Regions from separate parts of the Homo sapiens genome. Here region 2 is linked to region 1. The links are chromatin loops, found by intact Hi-C in ENCODE. Cell type or tissue: GM12878. All regions are shown on one strand. Each heading gives the region's core, and the rest is flanking DNA. Links, peaks and the distances in the headings are about the cores only.

Evidence for each region. Peaks named below come from ENCODE experiments on the same cell type or tissue, not always from the same donor. Only the 100,000 strongest peaks of a DNase experiment are listed, where the experiment ranks them.
Region 2: a loop joins it to region 1, with 2.4 times the contacts of the local background. A loop is called at or near these places in 1 of 110 quality-filtered maps.

Annotation. Positions count from the first base shown.
Region 1 is chr2:217,084,605-217,100,158 of GRCh38, reverse strand. No RefSeq gene overlaps it. Among named protein-coding and RNA genes, the nearest start is that of DIRC3-AS1, 190 kb to the left of the region's middle. In GM12878, for the core only: no CTCF peak of the experiment used is centred there; a DNase peak (open chromatin) is centred at 9,838; H3K4me3 peaks cover 510 bases; H3K27ac peaks cover 825 bases.
Region 2 is chr2:217,439,138-217,454,691 of GRCh38, reverse strand. All of the region lies in intron 3 of DIRC3 (disrupted in renal carcinoma 3), which reads left to right. Among named protein-coding and RNA genes, the nearest start is that of DIRC3-AS1, 160 kb to the right of the region's middle. In GM12878, for the core only: no CTCF peak of the experiment used is centred there; a DNase peak (open chromatin) is centred at 9,581.

The sequences.
Region 1 (15,554 bases), core at 7,465-11,464:
TCATATTTGTCCACAAACTCCACCCCATCTCCAAGCACAGTGGTTGTAAAAAGTTTTTATTGCATTTAATTGATATACTATCATGTAATTGAGTTTCCTCCCCTTGCCTAGAAATATACACAAATTTGCACAGCAGTAGGAAGAGAGAGAGACGCAAAGGGATTTGGATGTGTGACATGCAGACATAAAGAAAGGTGGAGGCAGAGAGCCCACACCCCTTCTGGCTCTGGGTGGGCAACCTGGAGCATCACTGGGGCCCCAAGGGCCTGGGTACCCAACCTCAACCCATGATTTCAAGAAGCCCTCTAACACAGAGGTGAGTCATGGTCCTGGTGGAATGGGTCCTGATCCTGGGACTAAGCCAGTGGGAAGGCCAGACCCAGCACCACCCTCTAATAACAGACACAGACTCCAGTGGAGGCCAAAACAAATGCATTGCATCATCTTGGGTTGCTATCCTCTATCAAAGCCTCTATCCCTTGGGAATAGAAATTGGGTGGAGACAGAAAGGGAGGAAAAAGAAAGCAGGCTGTAAATATGTTCTGCTGTAGACAGATTAGTCCTCTAGGATCTGAATACCCATGGTGAAAGGGATCTAGAGGGGACATTGCATCCGCTCTCCTGCCTCTACTGCCGGAACCCATATCATCTCAGTTGTAAAGGTACTCTGTGTTTCCAGACCACACAGACAGTGATAGAGATAGGAAGTGATTTCTTGTGTTTAGTGTAAGTATCTCCAGGTGACAGTTCATGATACTTGCTTACTGCTTTGCTAGAGATCTATTGTTCTGTGTATGTACAAGTCTAGTCTCACTCACTTTCCCATACATGGCAAATACCTGTTCATTTTAGGTGTGTGTAATTAAGGTGTCACTCTAGAGATTATTTCTTTCATTCTTTTTCAAGTGGACCAACCAAGATAAGGTGGTAGGGAAAGAAAGAAATTCAAACTCTCAGTGGTATAAATTATATTGGGATAGTCATTTGATAAGTATGCCTTGATGATGGAATTAGAAAAAAGAACCCAACTTCCTTTTTTCCTAGATTGTTTACAAATGTGTGACCAAAGATATACATGACAAAGAAAGAAGATTGGAATATCTCTTCCTATGCTCCAATATTTCCCTTCCACATAGATGACCCCAAGTTGTAGACCCTACTGAAATATTTCCTCACTTAGAGTTGGGAACATTTCTCATGGATTTATAGTCCTCTCCCATGTTTTTTTTTCCTCTCTAATCAAACAAAAAAATCTTCATAGGAAGAAAAACATCAAAAAATTTTCCACTTCACATCTCCCATTTGAGATCCAGTGGATTTCTTTTTTTTTCATACTAAACACACTGAAACTCAAGATCTGGAATTTTACTAATGCAGATAATAAGAGAGACGAAAGTGAGATCGAATCAGGATGAACTAATCAGTCTCCAAGAATAAAGTATACAATCTCCCTCTCAGACACCACCTGCTCCATTTGTAAAATCCCATTACTCTGGTCAGGGCAGCATGCTGTTTTATCTGTACTGTAATACCCCCACTGACCATCAGAAGGTGAAAAAGATAGAGTCGAGGCTCTAGGACTGCAGCTGGGATGGGTCAAATGGATTGGGAATGGAGAAAAGAAAGAGGTAGCATTATCTCAGTAGTAAGAAAGGCTGGGCCTGGTGCAGTGGCTCATGCCACTTTGGGAGGCCGAGGCTGGTGGATCATCCGAAGTCAGGAGTTTGAGGCCAGCCTGGCCAACATGGTGAAACCCCATCTCTAGCAAAAATACAAAAATTAGCTGGACGTAGTGGTGTGTGCCTGTAGTCCCAGCTACTCGTGAGGCTGAGGTAGGAGAATTGCTTGAATCCAGGAGGCGGAGGTTGCAGTGAGCTGAGATCATGCCAGTGACTCCAGCCTGGGTGACAGAGCGAGACTCCATCTCAAAAAAATAAAAAGAAAAAAGAAAAAGGCTTGATACAGGATGGACAAGGCGGCATAAGCTCCCTCAGCTTTGCTGAAGCCAGAGACATACCAACAATGCTGGAGTTGAAGTTCTATGTTGGGTTGTAGTATTAGAAAAGGAGAGCCTGGGATACTAGTCTGAGGAACATTGACTCAGTATAACTGGCAATTTGGAATCATTGGAAGCTCAAGCAAAGGGATACTATGGCAAAAATTGTATTTGAGGAATATTAATATGTCAGGAGTATGCAGGCTTCATTTACAGGACAGAAGAGTGACTGCAGACAGAAACACCAGTAGGAGAATATTGCAAGGATCCTGGCTTGAAGTGATGAGGACTTGGAGAGAAGGCTGGCAAAGGGGATAATAATAAAAATAATGATATAGGTCATTTTAACTTAGCTCTTACTATGTGCTAACCATTGCACTAAGGGTTTTACTTTCATCAGCACATTTAATCATTATAACAATCCTATGAAGTAGGTCTATTATTATTTTCAAGTTTGGAAACTGAGACTTACAGCTGCTAAGTAAAAGCATGAATCGGAGAGGCATTTCCAAGGTACATTCAAAGGATTTGGAGCAGGCAGGGTTAAGGGAGGAAACAGAGAATGTTTTATGAGCCTGGATAACTGGAGGCATGTGGACGTCAGTAATAGAAAAAGAGTTTTGCAGGAGGAGTCCATTTGTGGGGGGAAGGGAGAGAAGCAAAGGGTCTTTTTGTATGAACTTTCCATTTCCTTCAAATTTTCAAATTCTGAGTTTCTAGCACACTTTCTCAATAGAATCTCCTTCCCCCAACATTTCTATGGCTTGGGAAATAGACCTACCTCATGGAGAAAACTGGGATCTGGCAACACTGACCCAACAGTGAACCAGACAGTGAATGAGAATTCTGTGATGAGGGTCTTCGTCCTTCCCCATGTGGGCAGGGGCTGCCCTGGTACCTTCTCGTTGGCCATGGGACTGGCTGAAGGCCCTGCTCCTCCCTAGCTCTTTGCCACGCCCAAACTCCCTCAATCACTGCAGGCTTCTGGGAGCCTGCGGGGACAAAACCGTCTTCATTTCTCCACAAAGGCACCATGTCATTCCTAGCACTTTGATTTCCTAGGGTCTGGGAGAGGGGTAGTTTGTGGGAAGATAAGAGCAGTAAAAACGTCTCTGTGAAGGATGGGACTTCCAAGGGGGTCTGGGAGCAGCATCCACCAAAGGCCAAAGGGAGGTGGGGTGAGCAGTTCTGACGTCAAAGAGCCTCCAGGGTCTTGACACAGAATGAGAGAATGGCTTTTTTTCCTGAGGGAGCAAAGCCCCCCTTGTCCCTAGGGTCTCGTGTAACTTGGGGCACTAGGAGGTCAACCACAGATGAAAGTTCTGTGCTTACATTGAGAATCTTCTCCCTGTTAGGTTTGCCTTAGAATACGTACTTATGTGACACACATATGCTCATAAATGCATGCTCTCTCTGGATAGAATTTAAATGTGACTGGTTTTTACTTCCTTATCTCTTTCTTCTGTACCTCTTCTCTTCAACAACCCCCCTTTTGACCTCCTCTTCCCCTTTTCTTCACCCCAGCAAGTTAGAGAAACCCCAGATTGCATGACTTCTATGAGAAGAGTGAGGGCAGATAATTTCTATTCTCCACTAAATCCATCAAGCTGAAGTCAACTGACCCATAGTCTAGTTGAATAGTTATCTGGGGAGGCATAGGACTCTTCCTAATGGTTTGAAGTATGGGATTCAGGTTCACTGAATGAAAGCCCAAAACAGCCCAGTCCTGAATTATGTCATCCTTACCAGACCTTACAGGTGCTCAGCAAGACCCACCATCCCATCTCCAGGTATCCAGGTAGGACCTCTGAAAATCTATCTTCTGTTGGGGGATCATAAAGGAAATAATCGAATCCATAGCTTTCCAGATTGGGTATTTTCAGAGCAGACAGAGCTTCCCTTTTCTTTCTGTATCAGAAGGTAGGAGTGCTCCTTGCCTCAAGATCTCCACATAATTGCCCTGGTGTGTAATTTCACTTTGCTCACAACATCTATGTCTAAAGTATTCCTTTTCCATTAGCATAAGAGTAGAGCTGTCTGATAATTTTGACCCTAACTTTTTATATAATATGGCAAGAAATCAATCAGTTAACAAATTAGTATTCTGACTAGAATGATGTGCATAGGTGGTAAGGTACTTCATATATTGTGTCCTCCCACAGTCTTTCAGGAAATGTGGGCACATTGCTAATGGTTTAGTCATTTGACTATCCCCACCTCTCTCATGCCCCATAGAACCTTTTGGCATATCAGTGTTGAAAGATAACACCAAACCCGAAAGGAGATGTAAGGAATAAAATCAACTTTTATCATTTTGCCTGGTTAGGAAGGCAGGTTTTTGTTTGCTAACTCGTCCCCCTAAGATTCAATGACGCTCTGACATGCACTTTGATGGGCAGAGGAGTTTCTTTGTAAGTCCTGCCTTCATGAGCTGATAGCTGGAGAGCACAGCAGCGACTTCCATGGGTCCAAGTGCACTTAAATTCCTGTGGCTGCTGCAACACAGTGCCACCAATTAGGTGACTTAAAACAACAAAAGTTTATTCTCCCAGTTTTGGAGGCATGAAGTCTGAAATCAAGGTGTCAGCAGAGCCATGTTCCCTCTGAGACTCCTTCCCTACTTCTTCCTAGCCCTGGAGGTGGCTGTGGAGCCCTGGTGTTCCTTGACTTGCAGCTGCATGGAGTTCCTTGGTTTGCAGATGACACTCGCTGTCATTATCACATGACATTCTTCCTGTGTGTCTCTGTTTCCTTTTTCTTTTTTAAATCATAATTGTATATATCTAAGATGTACAACTGAATACTACAATCAGGCTAAGTAACATATCCATGTCTTCCCATAGGTACCGTGTGTGTGTGTGTGTGTGTGTGTGTGTGTGTGTGTGTGTTAAGAACACAAGATCTACTCTCTTAGCAAATGTCAAGTATATGATACAGCAGGGATCCCCAATCCCTGGACCATGGACCAGTACGGGTCTGTGGCCTGTTAGGACCTGGGCCACATTGCAGAGGCTCCTTCCTTACTTCTTCCTAGCTCTCGTGGTAATGAAGTGGGCGGCGGGTAGGCAAGAGCAAAGCTTCATCTGTATTTACAGCAGCTCCCCATCACTCACATTACCGCCTGAGCTTCACCTCCTGTAAGATCAGTGGTGGCATCAGATTCTCACAGGAGCACAAACCCTATTGTGAACTATACATTTGAGGGATCTAGGTTGCACACTCCTCATGAGAATCTAATGCCTGATGATCTGTCACTGTCTCTTGTCACCTCCAGATGGGACTATCTAGTTGCAGGAAAACAAGCTCAGGGCTCCCACTGATTCTACATTATGGTGAGTTGTATAATTATTTCATTGTATATTACAATGAAATAAGAATAGAAATAAAGTACACAATAAATGTAATGTGCTTGAATTATCCTGAAACCATCCCCCCATCCTGGTCCATGGAAAAGTTGTCTTCCACAGAACCAGTCCCCGGTGTCAAAAACATTGGGGACCACTGCAATACATTATTATTCACTCTAGTCCCCACACTGTACATTAGCTCTCCAGAATTTACACATCCTGCGTAAGTGAAACTTTGTATTCTTTCACCAACCTCTACCCAATTCCCCTATGCCTCCACCCCTGGTAACCACCATTCTACTCTCTGCTTCTATAAATTTAACTCTTTTAGATTCCACATATAAGTCAGATCATGTAGTGTTTTTCTTTCTGTCCATGGCTTATTTTACTTGGCATAATGTCCTCCAGGTTGTCACTAATGGTAGGATTTCCTTCCTTTTTAAGGCTGAATAATTTTCCTATATATATGAATAAAGACATTGTGGCATATATATACCACAATTTATTGTATTTGTCTACCAACAGACATAGGCTGTGTTCATAATTTGGCTATTGTAAATAACAATACAATGAACTTGGGAGGGCAGATATCTCCTTAAAAACTGATTTAATTTCCTTCAGATATATACCCAGAAATGAAATTGCTGGATCATATGGTAGCTCTATTTTTATGGAACCTCCATACTCTTTTCTATAATGGCTATATCAAGCTCCATTCCCACCAACCGTGTATAAGTATCCCCTTTTCTCCACATCCTCACCAACACTTGTTGTCTTTTGTCCTTCTGATGACAGCTATTCTAACAGGTGTGAGGTGATAGCTCATTGTGGTTTTGATTTGCATTTCCATGATGATTAGGGATGTTGAACATCTTTTCTATACCTATTGGCCATCTGTATGTCTTTTTTGGAAAAATATCTATGTCTTTGTAAGTACTTTTTTGCCTATTTTTTAAGCAGGTTATTTATTTCCTGTTGAATTGTATGAGTTTCTTATCTATTTTGGATATGAACTCTGTCAACCCTCCATATCCTTGGGTTCCAGATCTATGGTTTCAACCAACCTTGGAAAAAATATTCAGAAAAACAACATTGTTGCATCTGTAATGAACATGTACAGACTTTTTTCTTGTCATTATTCTCTAAATAATACAGTATAACAACAACTTATATAGCATTTACATTGTATTAGGTATTAAAAGTAATCTAGAGATGATTTAAAGCATACAGGAGGACATGTGTAAGTTAATGTAAATACTATTCCATTTTATATAAGGGACTTGAACATCTGCAAATTTTGGTATCCACAGGGGTCCTGGAATCAATTTTTGTGGATACTAAGGGATGACTATATATGGTTCTGTCTTCTTAGAAGGACATCAGTAATGTTGGATTAGGGCCCACCCTAATGATTTCATCTTTACTTGATTTTATTTGCAAAGACCCTATTTTCAAATAATGTCACATTCACAGGTACCGGGGATTAGGACTTGAACATATTTTTAGGAGACAACACAATTCAGCCCCTAACAGCTACCCGCTTCCCCTTCATCACTTGCAAACTCACATGCAAGCAAGCACACAGCCACACAGCCACACAGCCACACAACCACACAGCCACACAACCACACAGCCACACAACCACACGGCCACACGGCCGCACAGCCGCACAGCCGCACAGCCGCACAGCCGCACGGCCGCACGGCCACACAGTCGCACAGCGGCACGGCCACACGGCCACACGGCCACACAGCCACACAGCCACACAGCCACACAGCCACACATGGCCAAGCCTTGCCTGCTGCAGAGGCAGTGCTGAGAGATAGGCTTGGCCATTAGCCTGCAAGCAGCTTCTGGCTCTGGGCTGATTAGCCATCTGACTGTGAGCAGGCCACATACTAATCCCATTTCTGAACAAACAAGGACACTGAGGCTTTTGAGAGTTTATCTAGCTGACCAAACACACAAGGAAGTTATGAGGATGGAATAAAGTACACTTGTGAAAATAAGCTGTAAAACCTGGGAAGCTGTACAAATGTGATGGAAGTCCTCATTTTCCAGGTCACTGTGACCTTTATGATGAGATAAAATCTTATATTTAAGAAGGTAGAACCAGAAATGTTGATTTTTTTTCCCCAGTGACAGATCACTTCCTTCTTTTCCAGTTTCTTCCAGAATCCAGAACTCTTCCATAAAATCCCAAGCATGTTTTTCCTGGAGCCCTTGTTTCCTCAATCACTGTTCCCTCCTGGGATTCTGAGAATATCCCACCTTCATGCCTGATATGTATGTACAAGGAACTTAGAAGAGCTTTTGCTCCCATTTCTGAGGGATCCATCTAAGTCAGAAAGTGGTTGGACGTTAGCCGCAAAAAAGACCTGTCTATGGAGCTCAGTTCTGACCATTTAGGAAGTCTGGCCACTGGGGAAGGACCAGAGGCACTGCAGTCCTAGAACTTGAGGACAGTTCAGTGTTCAATGCTATGGAATGGAGATGTATCCCTTTTTCCATGCCCTCCTGCCATCCTCTGCTGCACTTGCCACCCTGAAACCAGAATGATTGTTCTCAAACCCAAACCTGATCATGTTTCTCCCCTGCTCAAAAGTCATCAGTGAGTCCCTATGACTTACAGGGTAAAACACACCACTCTTGTCATGACTTGTCAGCCCTTCATGGCTTCGCCTGTCTCCACCATCAAGCCACATCTCTCCCCATGGATTTTCAGTATATCTGTGAAGATCTATTCTCTGTTTTCTGGATATGCCAGCCTCTCACCATTCATTTCCGTTTTATATTCTAGTCTTTCAATTAGAAGGAAAACAAAACATAATCATGTCTGATATTTTACCCCCAGATGCGGATCATGGCCCCATGCAGCCCAGGGGATTTGTGAAACTAAAGGTAAATTTTTTCTTTTTGGTCATTTTCAATCCACTTTCCCATGTTCTGCCTCCATTAGAGCAGGTGTTCAACTCCATCAGCTTCTGGGGTTCCTTCTACATTTTTGCAGCTGTTGTTGTTGTTGTCAGATCATCCCTCAGATTAGAGTCCAGATCACATGGACCTGGGAGAATGGAAAGTGTGTACACCCTGTGTGAACACCCACACAATGACAATAAATCATAGTAAGCGACATCAGCATCCCTGGTCTAAATTTTTCCTATCTGTGGAGGAGGCTCGAATCCTTGCATTTCCTCCCTTCCATTCTCCCTTCCTTCTATCTCCTCCTGTCCCAGGCCCTCACCCTGTCAGAGCAGGGCTGTCACAGGGGAACGTGGCAGGCCTTTCTGGATGCTCCAACTTGGCCTCTCCTCTCTGGGCAGTGCTTTTCCTTTCTCTCTTCTCTCACCTCTCTAAGTTCTCAGATTCTTTGGAAATTCCTGTTTCTTTTGTAACTTTCCCATCGATCTCCTCTTCCCAACCACTTACATTAAAAAACAAACAAACAAAACTCACTGTAGACACTGCAGAGAGGGTCAAGTAGGCAACAGTCTATCCCATACCCTTAGCCATAGGCAGCACTTTACATTCTCAGCTGACTACCGTGACACCCAGACATACCTTCCCAAGGATTACCTGTTTGGGGTTCTCAGCTCCAGGCCTTGCTTTCTGTCAAATAGGAGCCTAAGCATCCAAATCTCTCCACCAAAGCCTATGCCTGACTATACCAAGACTCAGTTGTTTACTCTCTTAAGTAGATAGAAACAAACATCTTTGACTTACCTGAAGCACAAACATAGGTGAGGACATTTCTACATCTCTCCCTTAGATAAATCAAAATTAATAAGGTGTGAGCAAGCAGGATAATCTCACTCAGAACCTCAGGGCAGACCAAGCAAGAGATGAACTATTATGAGTCTGAATCCTAAAGATTCCATTGGTGTATTGCCCTACGGATTCATGTTTTTGTGCGTTTTAATGTGAAGCATTCAGCTGTGACTTGGCCTGAGAGAGGGTGGGGGTGCTCAGAAATAAAGAGAGATACCAAGCTAACATGCCGCAAACTCAGCTTCCCAGTGACTTGCACCCTGAGAAATTCAATTATCACTTCTCAGACACACAGCCCAGAGGGACTCACAGGTCTTGGATAAGGTGCCAAAAATAAGGAAAATAAAAAATATAAAGAAATTTAAAAACTCCTGATCCTGCAAAGCATTTGCTTGATAATGCAAACTGAAAACTTGACGAGCTTCCATGAACTGGGAAGAGCACACAAGCTTACCTTTCTTACCCTCCACAAAAGAAAAGAAAAGCTCAAAACAGAAAAGCAAACAAGCAAGCAGCAACAACTGAAACAAATGTATACACTTTAGTTTTGTAGGGTGAAGTGGAAGGATAAGGCATGGCATAGGGCTTTAAGCAGTAGTTAGGTTCTACTATTAATAGATCATTCTCTTAACCTCTCTGACCATGTGTTTCATTGTCTATGTGTAACCCTAATAAACTCAGAGACCCATGTGCTTCAGTCTCAGAGCAGTTTCAGATTTAAGCAGCAATGTCCCCAAACTGAAAGTAACAAAGATGGAATTCTATTTATTATTCATGCCGCTCTGAAGACACTAAAGGGGATGAAAATATATGGTTCTCAGAAACACTTATGCAAATTCTCTTGCGTCTCCAACCTACTTTCTTATCGTAGCTGCTCTGGTTCTGATCTCCAGGGAGAAAATAAAAGGCTTCCTCTTTCACTCCTTACTCATACAGTTTTCTGCCACTTCCGTCCTCCCTCCCTACCCTCCAGTACTGTTATACGTAGATTTATCTCTTCTATCATCAAAAAGAATCTTTCCTCTTCGAAGACCATAGGAGGTGAAAATTGGACTAGCATTTACAGGATTCTTTTTGGTGAGGTTGGAAAAGGAATAAGTCTATAAGCATTTCTAAATTATTTATTCCTATATTATTAATTTTTGTCCCATAACAGGAAATGTGATCCTCTAATCTCTCCTTGCTTACATCACCAGTTTGTTGTATAGATCAAATAAAATGTTGCACATTCCTTTAGGAAATCATACATCACTATAATCATGTACAGTATTTTTATATGAATCTATGGTAAAAGGATGGGCATAATTTCCCTTTCTTGGATGCCAAGTCAAAAATATGGGGACAGGAAGGGAAGAGTTTCTTTCTAAAATAACTTTAAATAATTATACCTCTGAAACTGGTAAGCATATCCCTGTATTTTTTTAAGATGCCTTTTTGTTACTTTTCCAGATTTGTCACTCCTAAGAATCAGGTTTTGTTTTTGTAATATTGTGCATCTGTAAATTGAATGCTGCATTAATTAAGTAGCTAATCCATCCAACTAATAAAAATTTGTCACTAAATTAGCAATTCCTTCTCACATTAAAAAAAAATGTCTTTCATGAGTCAGGCACTGGTGTTAAATAAATCATAGTCCTTTCCTAAAGGAACTCACAATCTAGTGGCTGAGGTGACAATGTAAGCAGATATTTTAAGTCATTAATTCCTGATGGAGCAAATTCCAAGGAGAAAGGTGGGAATTAAGAGCCCAGACTACTGATGAAGCTACTGTTATTGTTGATACCTAACCCAGGTCCTAATTCTCCTGTGGACTAACACATCCAGAGGGAGCTCAACAGCTGTGGCAGATACTGTCGTTTGGCCATGCTTTAGCTATTTACATCACCTCTTCCTCTGCCCACGTCATACAATAGAGACTGAAATGTACAACTCACAGTTTCTAGCTTCCCTTGAAGTTGAGGTATCTATGGAACTCAGTTCTGGCCATTAGGGAAGTCTATTGAAGAGCTTTGTAAAAAAATTATTCCCGGCCGGGCACGGTGTCTCATGCCTGTAATCCCAGCAGTTCGGGAGGCCGAGGCAGGCGGATCACGAGGTCAGGAGATCGAGACCATCCTGGCTAACATGGTGAAACCCCGTCTCTACTAAAAATACAAAAAACTAGCCGGGTGTGGTGGGAGGTGCCTGTAGTCTCAGCTACTCGGGAAGCTGAGGCAGGAGAATGGCGTGAACCCAGGAGGCGGAGCTTGCAGTGAGCTGAGATTGCGCCACTGCACTCCAGCCTGGGGAACAGAGCGAGACTCCACCTCAAAAAAAAAAAAAAAAAAAAAAAAATTACTCCCTTGCAAAAGAAAAGAGAAGCAGAAGAAGGAAAATTTCCTGCTTGGTACCACTTTTTATTTCCAACCTTTGAAGACATGATGTGCAATTATACAACATGCATTCTGCAAATACATGTGGCAAGTTGGGGAACCTAAATCAATGAGCCTGTGTTCTTGGTGACATCATTGAGCCAACAAATTAACTAGGAGGCCATCTATCTCAGAAGTAAACAATAAATATTCATCCTTTAGGCTACTGCATTGAATGCATTTGGGACTAATTTCAGGCTGAGGGCCTGAGGAAACTCAGCCTGAAATTAGTGCTGTGGTGGAGAGAAAACCACGAGGAACACTGATTCAAGAGAACGTGGATCTGACACTGCCAGCTGCTGATAAGTTGTGTGATCTCAAACTCATCTCTTAAGCTCAATTTCCTCACCTGCACATGAGGAGATGAAAGCAGATGGACTACTCTAGCCACCAACTTGGACATTCATTCTAAGGCCCTCTGTGACTGACCTGATCAACGCAATGGCCACAGTGTTGCCTGATCATGGAGAACGCACACCCAGCTGGTCCCAGAGCTTCTCAGCACCTCATTTCCCATTGTGGCCCAGGGATCCTCGGAACCTCAGCAAAGTGGATCTCAGTCTGCATTTTCTCAGGGGCCTGGTGAGGAATGGCATGGCTCTAGGGCCAAGATAATCACAAATGGTAGTTGTCTTACCTGTTTTGTGTGTCTAGGGAGGATCCCAGCACTGGTGGGGAGAAATCACTCTAAGCATCACTTACAGAATACTGGCCAAACTCCAAACATGATAAAGTCTGTACCTGTAATTATCTGAACACTAATGGTGGAAAATACCCACTCCCTCTATTAGTGAATGCAGGTGTTTGGCACCTGCATGATCTTTTATTCTAGAAGAGGTTAGTGGCATCGACTGTCCACTGAGACAGCCCCTCCCAAACAACAGCCTGCAGGTTCACATGCTGGAGGCCCCAAAATAAGATAGCAGATTGACAACAGTCTAAGCAGGACCAAATCACAGAGAACATTCTGCGGTTATGGAAAGTAAGGGCCAGAGAGGTCACATAACTTGCCAAGCTCATGAAGCAGGGTAGAGACAAAGTCATGGTCAACTTGTAGCAACTCTAGAAGCCAGACTTGTCATCAAAGGATAAACAGCAGAAATAGTTAGAAGAACAGCTTTTAATGCAAATAGAAAGAAGAAATATATACCAGTAGTGAGAAAAATATCATCAAAATATAAACATGGGCTTCCAGAGTGAGTCTTTGTTGGATAAAACACTCATTTACATGTGTCAATCATATATGTTTATTAACAGTTAATTTGCAAAACTATAGTCACAATGCGTACATGACAATTTTTAAGCTCTTTTTGAATGTTTCTGGCTTACAAAAATTGGATTATATCAAAAATTTAACTCACGGCACCTTGCATTTCCCCTATCATTATGTTCATCACATTTGAAACATCAGTTTTCAATGTTTGACTGCTTCCCTGGACTAACGGCTTCTTGAAGACAAGAAACTATGTTTATCTTATTTATTGCTCTACTCTCAGTGCTAAGCCAAGCATATGATATGTGCTTTATATTATGTGACAGATGGATGAATGAATGAAAAGTTCTCCTAACTCCCCATCCAGAGCTCCATACTGCTAGTTAAACTTACTCTATTAAGGAGGTAAATATTTAAGGATTAGGAGAGCCTGGTTCTTTTCCCTTATGCCTAACCTTGTAGCATTTGAATTGTCTTTGAAAGCTGTGGTTTCACACTTGCACGTAATATCCTGACTTGCTGTCCAATTCTAAGATTGGGAGGGTTTCAGGGTCCCCCTTCCTCCATGCAGACTTTACTGCAGCTGAATCACCATTAAATTATATTCGTCAGTTCAACAATTACTGAATATCTATTCAGTATAAGGCAAGACAATCTTCTCTTCAATACCCAAATTAGAGTTAAGGGCAGGTTCCATGATTTTTTTTAGCCCTCAAGGGCCTATCATATATGTGAGTGTTTAATGAATACTTATTACTCCTTCCCCAGTTTAGTTCTTAGCAGCTGGCCTGTACAGAAAGTCCAAGCTGCACCTCACTGCTTCTGCTTGGCAGTTTTAGTTCTTTTGTTGATCCAAATTGGTGGAGAAAGAGATACGTGAGTAACTACTTGCGTAGAACCTGGCTCTGTTAAAGAGCTCCAATCTTCTTCCCCTCCAAACCACTAACCCTTGTGAGATAGAGAGGCCAGGGTTTCCCCTTTACATTTCTCTGTCTTTTTTCCAAGCTGATGACTGCACAACCACAAAGTAGCCAGAACTCTTGGTTCCTAAGTCCTCCCTTTGAGCTTGTTCTCTAAGGCCCTCAGGGTTCTGGGCTGCATAGGACCCTGGGGATAAGTGGTAAGGAGGGGCTTAGTCACTGCAGCAGCACTGGATGAGTTCATGTAATGGGGGATCCACTGGCCAGAAAGACTCTGGGAATTTGTTGACCAAGTCCCCTCTATCAGTCAGTTCCCTTCACAGGCGACACCTGCCCTGAGCCACCCACAGTGCTGCCTTGCAACACATTCAAGCCATCCTATTTATAACACAAGCAGATTATTCATTTTAGTGGTTAAGTGGAGCATGTGTCAGAGAGTCTTCAAAGCAGAACCACACATCTTCCCAAATTTTCAATTTTTATTCAGCTTGACGGCTCCCTCTGCCTAGAGTCAGAAATCTTCAAAAATAGGATGCTGGATCCATCTCAGCCTCCAATCAGGGATCCACAGGACAGCTTCGATGCTGTCCTAGCATACTTGCTGGTGTCAGCTGTCAACCTCATCCCCATCTTCAGCAAAAGTGACAGAGCAAGGAAAATTAGAAGAGGAAAAGGCCAGCCCAGATGGTGAGTTCTTATGTCTAGACAGGCTAATGAGTAAAAAGTGTTCTCAGAGGTCCATGAACCAGGAAAATAACATCAAAGAGTGACTCAATTTTTCCTCCCATCAGCCTATGCCTTCTGTCCTGAGCTCCTCGTCCCAGGCTAAGTGGGGGAAGACTGCCTCCTCTTGGCACTGAGGACTCTGCTCTGACAAGGTGAAGCCCAGCCTCCACCACCCACTCCCCTCCTGCCATGAGGTCCATTCAAGGCCAATGAAAGCAGGCTCACCTTCTTGGGAGTCTGTTCATCAAAACTGTCCTTTCAAAGATACATGGTATGTGGTCCCCAGTAGGACAAAATCTGAGTAGGACTGGGATGCTCCATTTCTTAAGATTTCGCATTACATTCCTTAGTGGTCCCTCAATTCTCTAAAATGCACAGAATCCCTTAATCCCTAAGTTGGCAGGTACCCTGAAACCTAGCCATCCTCTCTTTCTGCAGGATTCTACCCACAGAAAATCATTCAGTCTCTACTCAAAACCTTCTAGATATGGGGAATTCACAATTTCTCATTCCGTCTTTGGTCAACTCTGTTAGAATGGCTCTTCTTTTTAATTCATACCAAATGCCTATATTTTTGTAACAAGTTGACTGGAATTTTAGAACCATGGCACACATAGAAGACCTGGAATGGAATGTAGAGGAAATCTAATTTAGCCCCCTCATTTTCTAAGGAGTCCTATGCAACCAATTCTTGACTGACATCATAGCAGTAAGTCAGTGATACGGGCAAGACCCGAGTCCAAGCTTCTGATCAGTTCCAGGTGACCAGAACAACACACCAGCAGTTCCTCCTTCTCCTGGGACAAAATTCCACCATAGTAATTGTAGTCCTTTGAGTCTTAAAGCCCCAGTGTGTGGCAGACATGACTTTAAGTTGGTTCCTAACTATTGCTCTGGTTAAATGTCAGGTATTTTCCAAAGAAAAGCAAAAAGCTTCAATAAAAAACCCAAGATGGGCACCAGGAGGTGGAATGGATAAGCAGGTGATGGAAGTTTTGAAGGATAAATCTGTGTGCTCCTGTCCAGCCCCTCTGGGGGAGAACAGCACTCCAGGTGGTTCTCCTCTGGTCTGTCATCTCTAGATGCAGCTGGAAGCAGGGGGATGATGTGGGGAAGACATTTGGTCTTCACATTCACATGACAAAGTAGACTAAATTTATTCCTATTTTATAG
Region 2 (15,554 bases), core at 7,125-11,124, 350 kb before region 1:
TTCCATTATTTCTGAATAAAGTCAGTGTCCAATCACTTCCCTCATTCTTTTCTCTGACCCACTCACCTTCCAGTATTCGTCAAGCATCCCATCCTTTTGAAATTTACAAGTTTATAATATTTACATGCCATTTTGTAACCATAAGGTCTTTTTAACTTTTTGAACATTTATATGAATATTGAAAACCAATAAACAGTATTTGCAAAGTTCTATTTACTCCAAACCTGATAGTGTATTTGGATCTAGAGAGAAAGAATAGAGGTTATATGTTGCCACCTAAAAGAAAATGCTTCAAAGATCAAGATCAAGTAGATGCTCCTTTTAGATTCCATTAATTATTCAGAATTATGCCACAGATTATGACAAAAAGGGGAGGAACATAAATATACAGTCTTGTATTATCACTAAGATGGATAACTCGGGAAGAAGGAATGTATTACATAGAAAAATTACCAGCCCAAAGGCTGGCCACCCAGGCTTGTTCTTCAAGGGGTTGTGGGAAAAGAAATGAGGAAAGGGGAAAAGGAAAAGGAAGACGATGAGTAGGACATGGAATGACAGGTGAGAGCAATCACTTAAGAAAGATCCAAAATATCTAGATTTAATAAAATTTGAAGACTAGGAAACATCTCCCCACCTCTTGGAGAGGCTCACCTGGAAAGCACCAACCTGGCAGTGGCCACATCAAAGTAAAATTGATTGAGTCCCCATTATTTGGAAGAGAAAGAACAAAGGATTTGTTCTCTCAAGCTGTCCTGGGTCCTGGGAGGTATGGACGAGATTTAGACTTGGGGATGGGAAGCTAGTTGAGATGCTAAAAATGAGCTCACTGAGGGCAGTGGGACTGGGTTTCTGGAGCAGGGCTACAGAGGCCTTGTAGGTATGGAATGGTTCACCTGGACTAGAACCACAGGAAGTCCCAGCCAGCTCTCAGCACCATCCATAATGAAAGCAGGAGCCAAGGTGGGCCAGGTCCACCAGCTAGGGCTACTGGGCTGCGGCCAAACCAAAAGAGAAATTAGACAATTGAGTTGCGTCATCCAAGGCCCTCCATAGCCAATGTCAAGAGATTGGCCAGTATAGAACCATCTTCCTAAATGGTCCCACTCTACAGCATTGATCACCAAGAATCCAGAGGGCACCTGTGGATGCAAGGGCCTCTTCTCTCCTCACTGCTTTTAGGACACAAGAAGCCATTCCCCTATGCCCAGAAACCATATTGGGAAAAGAAAGGGTGGGAGAGCAATGAAGTCTGAGAATTCATTGAACATTTTATCTAAAAGCACTGATCTGGGGAGTGTCATATCCATTATAAAAATTTAAAGAAGCACAATTTCTCTGCACATCTGGGTGTATCATGAGTCTCCAACCACAAGAAGTCTGGGCAGTTATTAGATATCATTTTTTGTAGCCATCCAGAGTAGAAATATCTGGCTAACATCCTCTGGCTGAAGAAAGCCTGTGCTGTCCTATAACAAATTTGGGATTATTCACAGTCATGGGAGACAGGTAGAGGCTGGATCATTGAAACTTCCAATAATTCAAAAATCTCATTTTTGCTGAGTGTTGACTATTGACCAAAATTTCCAGTTGCTCAGAGGTTGCCAAATGGACTGATTTGAACTGTATGTCTTTTCATGGCCCCTATCAGAGGAGGGAAGAATCTGTGAAATAATTAAACATGATCTTAGCCCACCCACCCCCCGGTTGCTGGGACTGGGCATGGGGGGAGGAGGTGAGGACAAAAGTTGGGGGATGAGGCAGGGGTGAGTCTGCGTCACTCTAGTAAGGCCCCCAGGGATTTCTCTCAGGGAACCCATGACCTTCTTCAGAGTTCTTTAGTGACGTTCTTCCCAGCGCACCTTGAATAAAATCTAAGCTTCCTTCCGGGCTGCAAGGTTTGCCACACTAGCCTCTGTTCTCCTTTCTGATCTCATTGTGCTACTATCTTCTGCCTCACTAAGCTCTGTTTTAAGTCAGTAGAGTTTTTATACAAATTTTGTTATACAATTCTGAGAATTCTATAACAAAACATTAAGCTCTTTTCTGTCCCTTATAGTCATTACTCTTTTTTTTTTCTCAAAATCCTCTTCAGTCATTTCTTTCCATAGCTATCTCTTTGTCATCCTCAGTTTAAATGTCGTCCTCTCCATTTAAATGTCGTCTCCATGAAATGAAGTTCTTGATCTTCTATGACCTTCTGTGACTCTGCCCCCATGATTAGCTTTCCAAACACCCTGGTTATTAACCTCTTAAGCATGTATCACAAGTTGTGGTGACTTATTTATTTATTGGTTTGCTCCTTTTTCTGTCTCCTGCACTGGAATACAAGTGCAAGCTTCCAAAGGACCATGTCTGTCTTTCTGATCATTGTGTCTGCAGCAACTAGCACAGTGTTGGGCTTGTACTTCCCTCTCAATAGAAAACTGTTGGGTGAATGAAATGGGCAGACATTGTTTAATGCTCTGATCTCAGTTCAGATACATGGTAGTCCAAGGGAGGAAAAGGGACAAATCATCCCTTAAAGTCTGTCAACTGGAAAATGTCCCTCTAGAAGGCTGACTGTCCCTGAGGAGATAGATTAAGTGAGGTTGATCTGGCAAGCTTCCTAGTGGCAGAGAGAGGTTAAAACAAAGGAGAAAAAGAAAAGACAAATGAAATCTGCTCAAAGCAAAACAGATGTTTCACCTCAGATCCACTTTGTTACCATGAGGAATGGGTGGGCTGGTGGGGCAGTGGGGAAACAAGAGTGATTGTTTGCCTAGACTTTGCTTCCTCCTGAGCTGTCCAGTCTCTGGCAGCCTGGGACTCTTTGCTCCCTCCACCTGTTGACCCCTTTGTGCCTCATCAAATGAGTCATGGCCATAGCATTTGTGGAAACTCCTAGCAAGTGGCAGAGGGGAGGGGGCGGGACAGAAACCCAAGAGCTGGCTTCTGGGAGGCTCTGAGGCTGTTTTGACCCCGAGAAGGCAAGTATGGTTGTCTTCCAGGCCGCAGAGGAAAGCATCATGTTTGAATGCTGGCAAGCTGGGTGTCTGAGTGTTAAGACCTCGTGAGAAATAGGAACGAGTTCTATGAGAGGCAAGGAACCTAGGACGCCAGGCTGTGAAGAGGAAGAGAGCTCACTTCCTAACCTCAGGTGCACAGAAACTTCACCAGAGGCAAGGAAGAGTCAAAGGACCTGGTCTTTGGCAAGATGATTGATTACTGGCAGGGAGGGATGTTACTGGGTGCAGTGCTGGAGCAGCTCTCTGACACAGCTGCTCTTATTCAACACACATAGAAGGTACCTACTATGTGCCAGGCCTGGTTCTTATCACTCAAGAATCATCAGTGAGCAAACAGCAAAGTCTAGCCCCCATGGGGCTTCCATTCCAGTGGATTCATGATTTATAGGGGTTCATGGAATTTGATTCTGTGTCCTTGTATTTGGGGTACACTCTAAAGCTGTCCTGTTTGCAGGTTTCTCAAAAATTGTAATCTCAGTTGGAGTAATAGGGGCAGTTGCAGTTAAGATCTTGAGAGAGCAAAACAGAAAAGGCATTAACAGGAGAAATAGCCATTGAAGTCTATTGCAACAGGCTGGCACTAAAGAGCTTCCTGTTGCTAGGATGAGCATGGTTCTTGGAGCACAGAGACCCTCCCCAGGAAAGAAGCAGTTTGCTTGGCTTCTGTGGTATACCTGGCAGACAGTGGGGTAGATTCTTCTGGCTCTCACTCTTACTTCTATCTAGCCCATTGGCAATGTTGCCACCCCAATGCCTCCTCTTTTGAGGTACAGACTTGCAATGCCACCAGCCTCCTTTCCTTCCTAGCTTTGCCATTTGCAGGCCGGTTACTGTCCACTCAGGGCAGGCTGGTATTGGTATCTGTGCTGATGTGTTCTCACCTCTGCTACCTCTTCTATTAATGTTCTAGATGTATCTGTCGGGAAAGGCAGAAGAGGGTGGAGTGGGGATGACTGAGTTTGTGGTTGGCTTGGAACACCCATAATCCCAGCACTTTGGGAGGCCGAGGCAGGAGGATTGCTTGAGGCCAGGAATTGGAGACCAGCCTGGTCAGCATAGCGGGACCTCATCTCTCCCAAAAATAAACTAAAATAAAATAAAAATAAGAGTTTGTGATCTCTAAGGGATGCTAAGAAAGGAACAAAGTCCAGATGAGATTGGTTTCCTCTTTTTCCTCATTGCACTTTAGCAACCCTGTCTCAAGGCCACCTGCAGGTGATTTTGTCTCCCAAAACTTTTCCTCTGATATGGTAACCACTGAATCCCTGCACAGACCACACTGGTCTTCTTTGGCCCTCTCTCCCTTGCTTGCCAGATGCCTCTGAAGTCATCATGTTTTTCTTATCCGCCAAGTGCATTAGCTGAATACCCATCACCCCTAACCAAACTTCACTTCCTTCCTACCTAGCATAGACTCGAGGTTATACCTATTCAGTTGTTATTCTAAGAGAAAATAACACCCTTTTAGCTTAAGCCATTCTTCGTTACTTTTTCTGCTACTTGCAGCCAGATACTTTCTGAACCAATATATCTCATCTCCCTGGTCCATTTGATTTTTGATGTTGCTATGCTGTAGCTGCTTAGAGTTCCCATGTATCTCTTCTTATTATGAACTTCCTATATTTATGAAGCTATCAGAGCTGGAAAATCTTAGAAATCAGCATCCAGTCTCCTAATTTTTATATAGGGAAAGTAAAACCCACAGAGGGAAAGTAATATGGGAGTTAGTGGGACAGCCAGGCCTGGAACCCACAAATCTTGGAAATTAGTCCAGTGTTCAGTGTCAGCCATCTCCCTATTTCCTTGACTTGAAACAATAATAAAGGTTGAGGGTGCAAAGAAAATCTGTGCTTTTGCTTGATGTGGCTGTTGTAGACGTACTGAGCACCCTGTGCCTGAGGCTTTGACCATCTTGTGGGAAGACAGACCCTGAAAATACAGGCAGCGATCTGTCCCAGAGAGTGGAGAGGCCCCAGGCGCTGGCTCACAGAGCTTTTCTCTCCACTCCTGTAAATTACTTTCCTGGAGACAGATTCAGCCTCTGCCCAGCCCCCTATAGCAGTGTTCAGGCGTGAGCTTAGTGGCCGCACTCTTACCGACTCCATGGGCACAAGCCAATTAACTATGAGAGTTGCATGCATGCACACACACACGCACACAGACACACAGACACACACACACACACAGACACACAGACACACACACATAGGAGACATGCTGCTCTCCCGCTGCCCATTTCTTTTTGTCTCTCTCTCTCTCTATCTTGGCCTCTGTTAAGTCCCACTTAAACATTCAATAGCTTACTTTTCTTTCCTCTCTTCTGTCTGTGGGTGTGACATTTTATCCACAGCCCTCACTCCGAACATTGAATATCTTACTAATTTTCTTTTTATAAGCCCCAGTGTTAGAGGCATTTGAACCACAGCAACTCCATCTTAAATAGGAACTGGGTAAAATAAGGCTAAGACCCACTGGGCTGCATTGCCAGAGGGTTAGGCATTCTAAGTCACAGGATATATAGGAGGTCGGCACAAAATACGGGTCATAAATAAATAAATAAAACAGGCTGCAGTAAAGGAGCTGGCTAAAACCCACTAAAATCAATATGGTGACGAGAGTGACCGCTGGTCATCCTCATTGCTACACTCCCACCAGCACCATGACACTTCACAGATGCCATGGCAACGTCAGGAAGTCACCCTATATGGTCTAAAAATGGGAGGCAAGAATAATCCACCTTCTGTTTAGCATATAATCAATAAATAACCATAAAATGGCAGCTAGCAGCCTTCAGGGCTGCTCTGTGTATGGAGTAGCCATTCTTTGATTCTTCTACTTACTTAAACTTGCTTTCCCTTTACTGTATGGACTTGCCCTGAATTCTTTCTTCCTTGAGATCCAGGAACCCTTTCTTGGGGTCTGGATCAGGACCCCTTTCCTGAAACACCAGCGGCAGATTTGGTCATTGAGCGTGCTTCTCCCTTCTGCTGGGGGGGCGCTCCCCCTACCTCTCCCCTGGGCTGCCCCTTGCTGCCATTCTTGTCCCAGCACTGACATCCAGTCCTCCTAGGGGCCTTTGCTCACCTCCTGGCACTGCCAGTCACTCTCTAGCATGCCACTTCCTTCCCTCTTTGGCCTGGATTTTTTTTTTTTTTTTTCAGATGGAATCTAGTTCTGTTGCCAGGCTGGAGTGCAGTGGCGCCATCTCGGCTCATTGCAACCTCTGCCTCCTGGTTTCAAGCGATTCTGCTGCCTCAGCCTCCTGAGTAGCTAGGACTACAGGCGCCCGCCACCATGCCCAGCTAATTTTTGTATTTTTAGTAGAGATGGGGTTTCACCATGTTGGCCAGGATGGTCTCGAACTCCTGACCTTGTGATCCACCATCCTTGGCCTCCCAAAGTGCTGGGATTACAGGCGTGAGCCACCATGCCTGAACTGGCCTGGATATTTTATCTTCTTCAGAGTATTTAGCAGCAACTAAATGATTATGCCGGTTTGTTTACTTGTTTAGTTTCCATTTTTCCTTTTTTAAAAAATTATTATTATTTTTTTAAAGACAGAGTCTCACTCTGTTGCCTAGCTTTAGGCTGGAGTGCAGTGGTGCAATCATAGCTCATGGTAACCTCCAACTCCTGGGCTTAAGCAATCGTCCTGCTTCAGCCTCCTGAGTAGCTGGGATGACAGGTGCAAGCCACCATGCCTGGCTATGTTTTACATTTTTTTTGTAGAAGTCAGGTTTTGCTATGTTGCCCAGGATGGTCTTGAACTCCTGGCCTTAAAATGATCCTCCTGACTTTGCCTCCTAAACTGTTGGGATTACAGGCATGAGCCATGGTGCCTGGCTGCCATTTTTCTTTGTAGAATGCAGACATTTCTTCTAGGACAGAAACATCCATTCTGTTAACATCTTGTGTTGCTTTCCAGTAACAAACCTGTGCCTGGCTTGAGATAGACATTGAAAAATCATTTGTTGAATTTTAAAAGTCCACTGAAGTTGACTGAAGATGAACTTGAAATCATTTGTTGAACTTTAGTGCGCTTTAGATGACTGATGATGGATTTGAAATGAGCCTCCTCCACACCATGGGCCATCTGTGCTGTGGGTATAGGGCAAACAAAAAACAACATGGACAAGCCTCATGCCGGAACTCAGTCCTGGGTGGCCAATACAATGAAGGCCAGTGACGTGTTGACTTTCCTGTACTGCCGTCCTTCCCAGAGTCCTTCCCCTCACACTTGATGTAAATCCAGACTTTCCATCAGGCCTCTTTATATCCATCACAACCTCCCCCCACCCACCGCAGGAGAAAGGAAGATATCTCTAAAGGCTTTACCAGAGGTCCATGCCTTTTCCTGCTGGCTGCTAATCTCACCTTCTCCTGACTCCTCTTGAGCTCTTTGGAGAAAGCATCTCTCCTTCTCCCCTTGGTCTGCCTGCATGGGAAATTCTGAGGCATCAGAGCTCCTGCAATTCTCCTTGAGAGAAGAGAGAGACCACAGCTTCTTACAGACCTCCAGAGATGCTGGGATGGATCTCTGACTTGGCTCCCAATGTCCCCTTGTACTCAATCCAGTCTCCTCAGCTTGAGCTTTTAGGACAGCGTCTCTCCATCACCTCACTCCCCCAGCCCCATTTCACTATGTGCCCACTTCCCCTTATGTTTGGGCTCTCCTAGAATGTTTCCTGGTCCTGGTCTGCATGCCCAGCTCTCATGTGAATATCCCCTGCTGGCCGTAGTTCTCTGTAGAGAACTATACCTGCCTCTTTTTATTCTGGATTTCTCATTCACAAATCCTTACTCAAAATTCTTCCTGTGGGAGGGCTTTCCTGACTTATTCACTCTGACTTTCCCTACTTGACTAATTCCATCTGCCCCTCCAACTTGTCTGTCTGCCCAGAGCCACCTCCACAGGATCCAGGTGTGTCCAGATACTGGTAGGTATCAGATTTTAGGTCCCTATTTAATCTTCATGTTTGATGGAATTTTCTTATGGGTAAGAAAATAATTTTTCTGTGTCTGGGAGGGCAGTCTGTCTATGTATTTTTTTCTTTTTTACTAATTCTTTTTCTCTTTCATGGTCATCACAGTAGAGTGTAAACTGGAAGACCATGAATGAGTAATCATGGTTCCAGGTTTGTTCCTTCTTATCATTCTTGCCAGCCCCAATCCTGCTCACCCTCTCCATAGCCCTGTGGCTGACCAGTTGCAAATTAGATAAATCATCTTGAGTCCATCAGGAATCCTTCTTTTTAAGGTGTCCTAGCACAGGTTTGCAGGAGAAAGAAAGCAGAAGGGGAAGGAGTGGGCAGGAGAGGAAAGCACCTCTGACCTCAGGGGTCTTACAGTTTATCAGAGAAGGGGAACAAGCCATAAAGGAACAAACATAAAGGAAAACACTTAAAGAAGATTGAAGGAAGCAGCTTGGAAGCCCAGAATTTTGGCTTCTGGGTCTTTGTTTCACCCACTATTGACTGTCCTGGCAACCGTCTAGGAATATTTCAGAGTCACTTGGGTAGAGCCCGAGAATGAATCAAACATCTCTTTTCATAGACCCACCAGGCTGGCTGAGAGTGGTGATGGTCATTCTGTCCATCCCCTTGCCCCTAGGCCAGACCACATCAATTCAGCCTGCCCAGTCAGGGGTATCTCCCATTTCCAAACCTCACCGGAGACGGATCCTACCCAGCTCTGTCTGCTCTTCCTGCCCCTGTGGTTTTGAGCCTTGGTAATGAATGGCTGAGACGGCTGCATTCCTTGGACAGCCTCTTAGCCCTGCATATTTGTCAAGGACTCTTGGGAAGGGAGCTCAAGGGGATCTAGAGGCAAAGGCCTGTGTGAGGCTGCCCAGCCATACTCAGCTTTTTCCACTGGGCGTCTCAACTACAATCTGTCTGTGCTCCAAGGTGGGGAGGTGGTTCCCATTTGCAAGGGGATGAATGCTGGTGTTTGACTTATTGCTGTATCAGGGCCCAGAAGCTGTGGCAGAGAAAACATCTCTTTAATTTGGAAAAGAAAAAAAAAGACCAACTTTGAATTCCACCTGCCTCCTCAGTCTTCAGCATCGTTTCCTCTTCCACCCTACTTTTCTCACCTCTCCACGTGGGATGACAGCCCACCAGGACAGGCCTCACTGACAGCCTTGTCTCTGCTGGGGTCCCACAGTTCTGTTGTCCTGCTGGATGAAAGGCTGTCAGCTGATATTGCTCAGTGCTGAGAACTGAGGTTCTAGTGGGATGAAGAAATGGTCTTGGGTGAAAGGGTCACATCAAATAAGTGTTGGTCGAGGCCGAGATTTATGTATTTTTAAAAACAGATACCTCTGCCAAGTTTTCTTTATGTCTTTCCTATAGAAAATCTAATTTCTTCTAGACCACTTCAGCTTTTTCTATTCTTCAGAGTGACCCTATAGAGTTTGGTGGTCAACCATGCAGTCACTGATGGCAAATAAGAAGCAATGGATACCACATCTGTGGTTTCCTCTGTTAGGACATGCTCCCCACCCTGAACCCTGCACCACACCTCTGGCTATCACTAGCCTCATTCCCTTGGGGCCTTCAGGTCTTAATTCAGCCCAGGTAGTTGCTCCTCTTACATGCTGCCTTTGCAGTTTCAAAGGAGGGGAACTGAGAGAAAGTGGTCACACAGAGATCAAGAGGGGAGGAGACTTTAGGCAAGGAGTGCCTCAATGCAGTTGATAAGCATCCAAAAGTTTGGATTGGGTTTATAATTCAGCAAGAAATCAGTAACTTCCTGGAGAGAAATTTCAGGGGGCTATAAAGTCAGAAACTGAACAACAGGAGGTTGAGTAGCAAATAAGAATAAAGTGCAGACAGTGCCTTTAGACAACTCTTTCAAGAAATGACCTATGAAATTAAAAAAAAAAAAAAGTAAAAAAGGCATTAGCTAAAGAGGGGGAAGTGGAAAAGGAAGATGATTTATTTCTGTAATGTGAAGATGGAAGTGACCTGAGAAATGTAGTCTTGGGCTATTCTGTATTCTGTGTGTTCTTTCTTTACCACATCCAGATCCACTCCTTGCCCTACTCTGTGCCCTGAGAGGCTGACCTTTCTTGACTATGTTAAGGGGTCCCTTGCAGTCTGATTTCCTGTTGAGTTTGGCCCATGGGAAGCAGAGGAACAAAGGGCAGGAGAAGGAGTTGGGAGTATTTACTCCTTGGTCTCTGTCTTTACCAAGTTAAGGTTCAGTAGTGGACCATGTTCCTCTATCAAAGGCTGGCACTCCTGCCAGGCAGCTCTCTCCTATAGCACAGTGATAGTTCTCTACTAGGCCTGTTGTTGTTGGCTTGGGAGCTTCACCAATCCTTTCCAATTTATCTTAGCTTGGACTACATCTTTGCAAGCAGTCCCTTTAGTAAACTCTCCTCAATTACCCCCTTTGAGTACAACATCTGTTTCTTATTGGGGACCTGACTGGAAAAGGGGGGCAATTAAAGACCCTGTTTTTATCAGAAGCCTCCAGAGAATGCCAGGAATACAAAGAGAACCATTAGAGAAGCTGTAACAATAGAGGGAGAATAGAAATGGGAGAACTTTAGTCAAAACCATGTTATCACTTCACGTTTTGAGGCCTTTACTCTGCTTTTGACCCATCACAGTGATCGGTAAAATACAAGCCATGTCAATGTAGTTGAATCTCCAGCCCTGTGGGGCCACGGGTCAAAAAAGTAGGCAGAGGAAGCTGCATATGCAATTCTGTTAGTTTAAAATTGGGTATAGAAATCCCCATATTTCTGCTTTTGCTGTCAAGTCATGAAGAGGCTGGGGAAAAATGCTGCAACATGAATCTATGGCTTACATAAAACTGCATGTCTAGGAAGGCAGAAGAAGGTGGAGCACAGCCCCTGAGGGAAGGCCTGGGTCAAGGCACCGGCTAGCTTAGAGACTGATATGGTTTCTCTGTTTCCCCACCCAAATCTCATCTTGAATTGTAGCTCCCATAATTCCCACATGTTGCACAAGGGACCTGGAGGGAGATAATTGAATCTTGGGTGTGGTTCCCCCATATTGTTAGTGCTAGTGAATAAGTTTGAGGAGATCTGGTGGTTTTATAATGGGAATCCCTTTTTGCTTGGTTCTCATTTCTCTCTTACCGGCTGCCATGTAAGAAGTCCCTTTGTTCTTCCTTCATCTTTCACCATAATTGTGAGGCCTGCCCAGCCACGGGGAACTGTGAGTCCATTAAACCTCTTTTTCTCTATAAATTACCCAGTCTCAGGTATGTCTTTATCAGCAGTGTGAAAATGGACTGATACAGAGATTAAATCTGATATTCCTAATATCACACCAAGATAGAAATCCCAAACTGCCCATATATAACCTGAAGTGGACTCATAGAACATGAACCACAAAACCAAAATCCGAGACACGTGAGGAATATTAACCATAAGACAAGCACTTAACAAAATAAAATGTGGGAAAATAAATTCACGTCAGATGAAATGAAAATGATAGGACAATTTGAAAATGATTTAAAATGAAGTCTTTAGGATTGTCAAAGAGATAAAGTATAATAAAAAATTAAAAGATAAAATAAGAAATGATGAAACAAAAAAGCAAAAATTAAACCTATATAAGAGAATATAGTAACAATAGTAAATTGTGTACTAAAAAATTGCTATTTTAAAAAATAATAAATGGAATAAATTCTGAAGTAGAGTTTAGAGCAAACAATAAAAAGAGAGTATTTAAGTGGCAGTGATAATTAATTTTATGTGGCAATTTGACTGGGCTATGGGTTGCCCAGATATTTGGTCAGACATTATTCTGGGTGTTTCTGTGTGGATATTTTTGGGTGAATTTAACATTTCAATTGGCAGAGTAAAGCAGATTGCCCTCCATAACATGAGCAGGTCTCTTCAAATCAGATGAGTAGGACTGAATAGAACAAAAGCCAATCTTCTCTCAAGTAAGAGGAGATTCTCCAGCAGATCACTTAATAGGACTTCATCTGCACCATCAGCTGTCCTGCATCTCAAGCCTGCTGGCCCACACTGCAGATTTAAACTTGAAAGTCTCCATAATTGTGTCAGACAATTCCTTATAACAAATCTCTCTCTATATATATACACACCATATTGGTTCTGTTTCTCTGGATAATCTATTACAATGGGAAAATAGAACTCAGAAATATAAACAAAATATAGACAAAAAGAAAAATTATACATATATATGCATACAAACATATTAATGTTTGTATGGGAAGTTAAGGGGAATAGAAATGGATTGAGAGACTCCAGTATGCATCTGATTAGGAGTTCCAGGGAAAAGAAATAGAGAATGATGTAAGTTTCCAGAATTGAAGTCGTGAATCTTTTGGTGAAAGTTCATATAAAATGCAAACAGAACAAATGAAAATAAAACCACATCTATTTACACTGTAGTGAAACTGTAGAACATGAATAATAAAAATAAATGCATATTAGAAGCTACCAGAAGGAAAAGACAGCTTACTCACAAAGGATTAATGATTATATTCACAAAAGAATGATCTTCAGCTAGATTAGACCCCCATTGCAGATGAGTTGATATCTTCATAGCAGTAAGAAAAAAGTCAACCTAGAATTTCATCCCAGCTAAATTAATCAATTGTGAGGGCAAAATAAGGATACATTAAGTTACAAAAAGACTAAGAAAATTTACTGCTCCCAGACCCTTGCATTTAGTTCAAGAAAGAGAAAAGAGAAATCAGAGAGAACAATTGGGAGCAAGAGAGAAAAATTTGTAAAGTAGTTCAGTAAAAGTGCATTAACTATTAACTACATAAAAATAAATTTTGTATTAAAAAATGGGGCCAAAAGTCTAGACAATAGCATCAAAGAATGTTGGTGGTAGGGAGTGCTCAATAAACTAGTTAAAACATACTAAGATTTCTGTTTTGTTTAAGAGGATTCTAGAAATTATGAATAAACTTAGAACTTAGCAAAAATTTCTGTGAGGTCAGGCACTGCACAGTATTTTGGTCAATGATGGACCACATATATGATGGTGGTCCCAGAAGATTATAATACCATATTTTTACCATACCTTTTCTATATTTAAATATGTTTAGATACACAAATACTTACAATTTTCTACAGTATTCATTACCAAAACATGCTGTACAGGTTTGTAGCCTAGCAGCAATGGGCTATACCATATAGCCTAGATGTGTAATCAGCTATACCATCTAGGGTTGTATAAGTACACTCTACGATGTTTGCACAATGACAGAATTGCCTGATGAGACATTTCTCAAACATATTCCTGTTGTTAAGTGATGCAAGACTGTATATATATGTATATTTAACAATTTATCGGTAACCATTAAAATATAAGAAATACAGGCCGGGCATGGTGGCTCACACCTGTAATCCCAGCACTTTGGGAGGCCAAGGCAGGTGGATCATGAGATCAGGAGATTGAGACCATCCTGGCTAACACAGTGAAACCCTGTCTCTACTAAAAAAAAAAAAAAAAATACAAAAAAATTAGCCAGGCATGGTGTTGGGCGCCTGTAGTCCCAGCTACTTGGGAGGCTGAGGCAGGAGAATGGTGTGAACCCAGGAGGTGGAGTTTGCAGTGAGCCAAGATTGCGCCACTGCACTCCAGCCTGGGCGACAGCGCCACTGCACTCCAGCCTGGGCGACAGAGTAAGACTCCGTCTCAAAAAAAAAAAAAAGAAAGAAAGAAGGAAAGAAATACAATGTAACGTGTAAGTCAGAAGCTGATTGGTGAAAAGGCGTTGATGTGGAGAGAATAGCTAAAGCCCTATTAATCCAACACAAGACAGGGAAGGAGAAAAAAAAAGATTTAAAAAAGAAGCATAAAAGTAGAAAACACAAAAGAAGTGAAAATAAACATTGATTTACTAAAAAGCAAGGAGCAGAATCTTATAAACAGTATGGCATCATTTATTTTTAAAGTTACCAGGTACACAAAACAATAATAAATGTTTTTGTATAAAAATGTACTAAAAATATAAAAACTCATGGAAGTGGGATACATATCTTTATGTGTGGGGTTACCAAAAAGGGGAAGAAAATGAGGGGATGGGGCTTCAGTTGTATTTTAGTGTTTAATTTATTTTTAAAAGGCCTGAAACATATATGATAACATTAATATTTTTCAAAATTTTGGTTGTGGCACATGTGTGTGCTTTAAGTTGTTCTCTAGAATTTTTTATATCCTGTATTAGAAATACTTCACAATTTTTGAAGGAGAATAAAATGAGAAGTAGAACTATATGGCTGCGGAAACAGAATTAGGACCAGTATGAGTTTATGGCAATGGGGGATTTCTTTAGATCTGGAGAATTATTTGGACAGGACTCTCTAGGTCACAATCAGGTAGACACAGGCTGAGGCTCTGGATCACATAATTTTGTACTCACAGAGGTTTTGCTTTGTTCTATTAATAGCTAAGAAAGTAAAAGGAATACTTTGTAAGTAAACCACGGGCTAGGTTCTAGAACAAGTTGTGAAACTGAGAGAAGTTTGGCCCAAGGAGGACCAGAAAGGGGGTGTTTAATTCTCTCACTATATGCCAGGCTGACTTGTATACATGTGAAGTGATTGTGTAGAATTTCTTACCTAATATTTAGAGTATATGCTGTGTTCAAGCCTCTCTGCTAAATGTTTGACCTGTGTTATCTTCTTAATAATCTTCAGCCTATGAGCACTGTTTTGATTGCCTTTGTATTTCATTAAGAGACAGTATGAGGGCCTTTCCTCTCAGAAGTCCTCTCTCTCACACTAGATAGAGAGCTGTTTTCCTTTCTCTTTCTTCTGCCTATTAAATCTCCACTCTTAAACTCCTGGGTGGTGGGGTGGGGGGCGGGGGAAAGAGGCAGTATGATGAAGTGATTGGGGTCATAGACTCTATAGTGTTAGATCACAGCATTGCTCCTCACAAGCTGTGTGATTATGGCAGCTTACTTAACTTCTCTGTGCCTTGGTTTATTTATTTATTATTTTGAGACTAGGTCATGCTCTTTAACCCAGGCTGGAGTGCAGTGGCACTAACATGGCTCACTACAGCCTCAACCTCCGGTGTTCAAGCAGTCCTCCTGTCTCAGCCTCCCATGTAGCTGGAACCACAGGTGTGCACCACCACTCCTGGCTAAGTTTTTTGTTTTTTGTAGAGACTGGGTCTCGCTACATTGCCCAGGCTGGTCTTGAACTCCTGGGCTCAAGGGATTCTCCCACCCCGATCTCTTGAAGTGCTAGGATTATAGACATGAGCTACTGCACCCAGCCTCTCTCATTTTAAAAGTGGGGAGTAGGAGTATTTATCTCACTGCGTTGTTGTGCAGCTTAAATCTGTTGATATATGCAAAGACTTAGGAGACTGATTGGTATATAGTAATCTCTATATAAGTGGTTGCTATTATTATTTGCTATTCTGAGTGAGAAAACAAAAATCCAGAGAGATAAGGTAACTTGAAAAAGCTCCCAGCTAGTAAATGGTAGAGCTAGGCCTCAAATCCAGGATTAATTAACTCTAAATTCAAGTACTTAATTGTTATAATATTCTGCCTCCTCAGGAG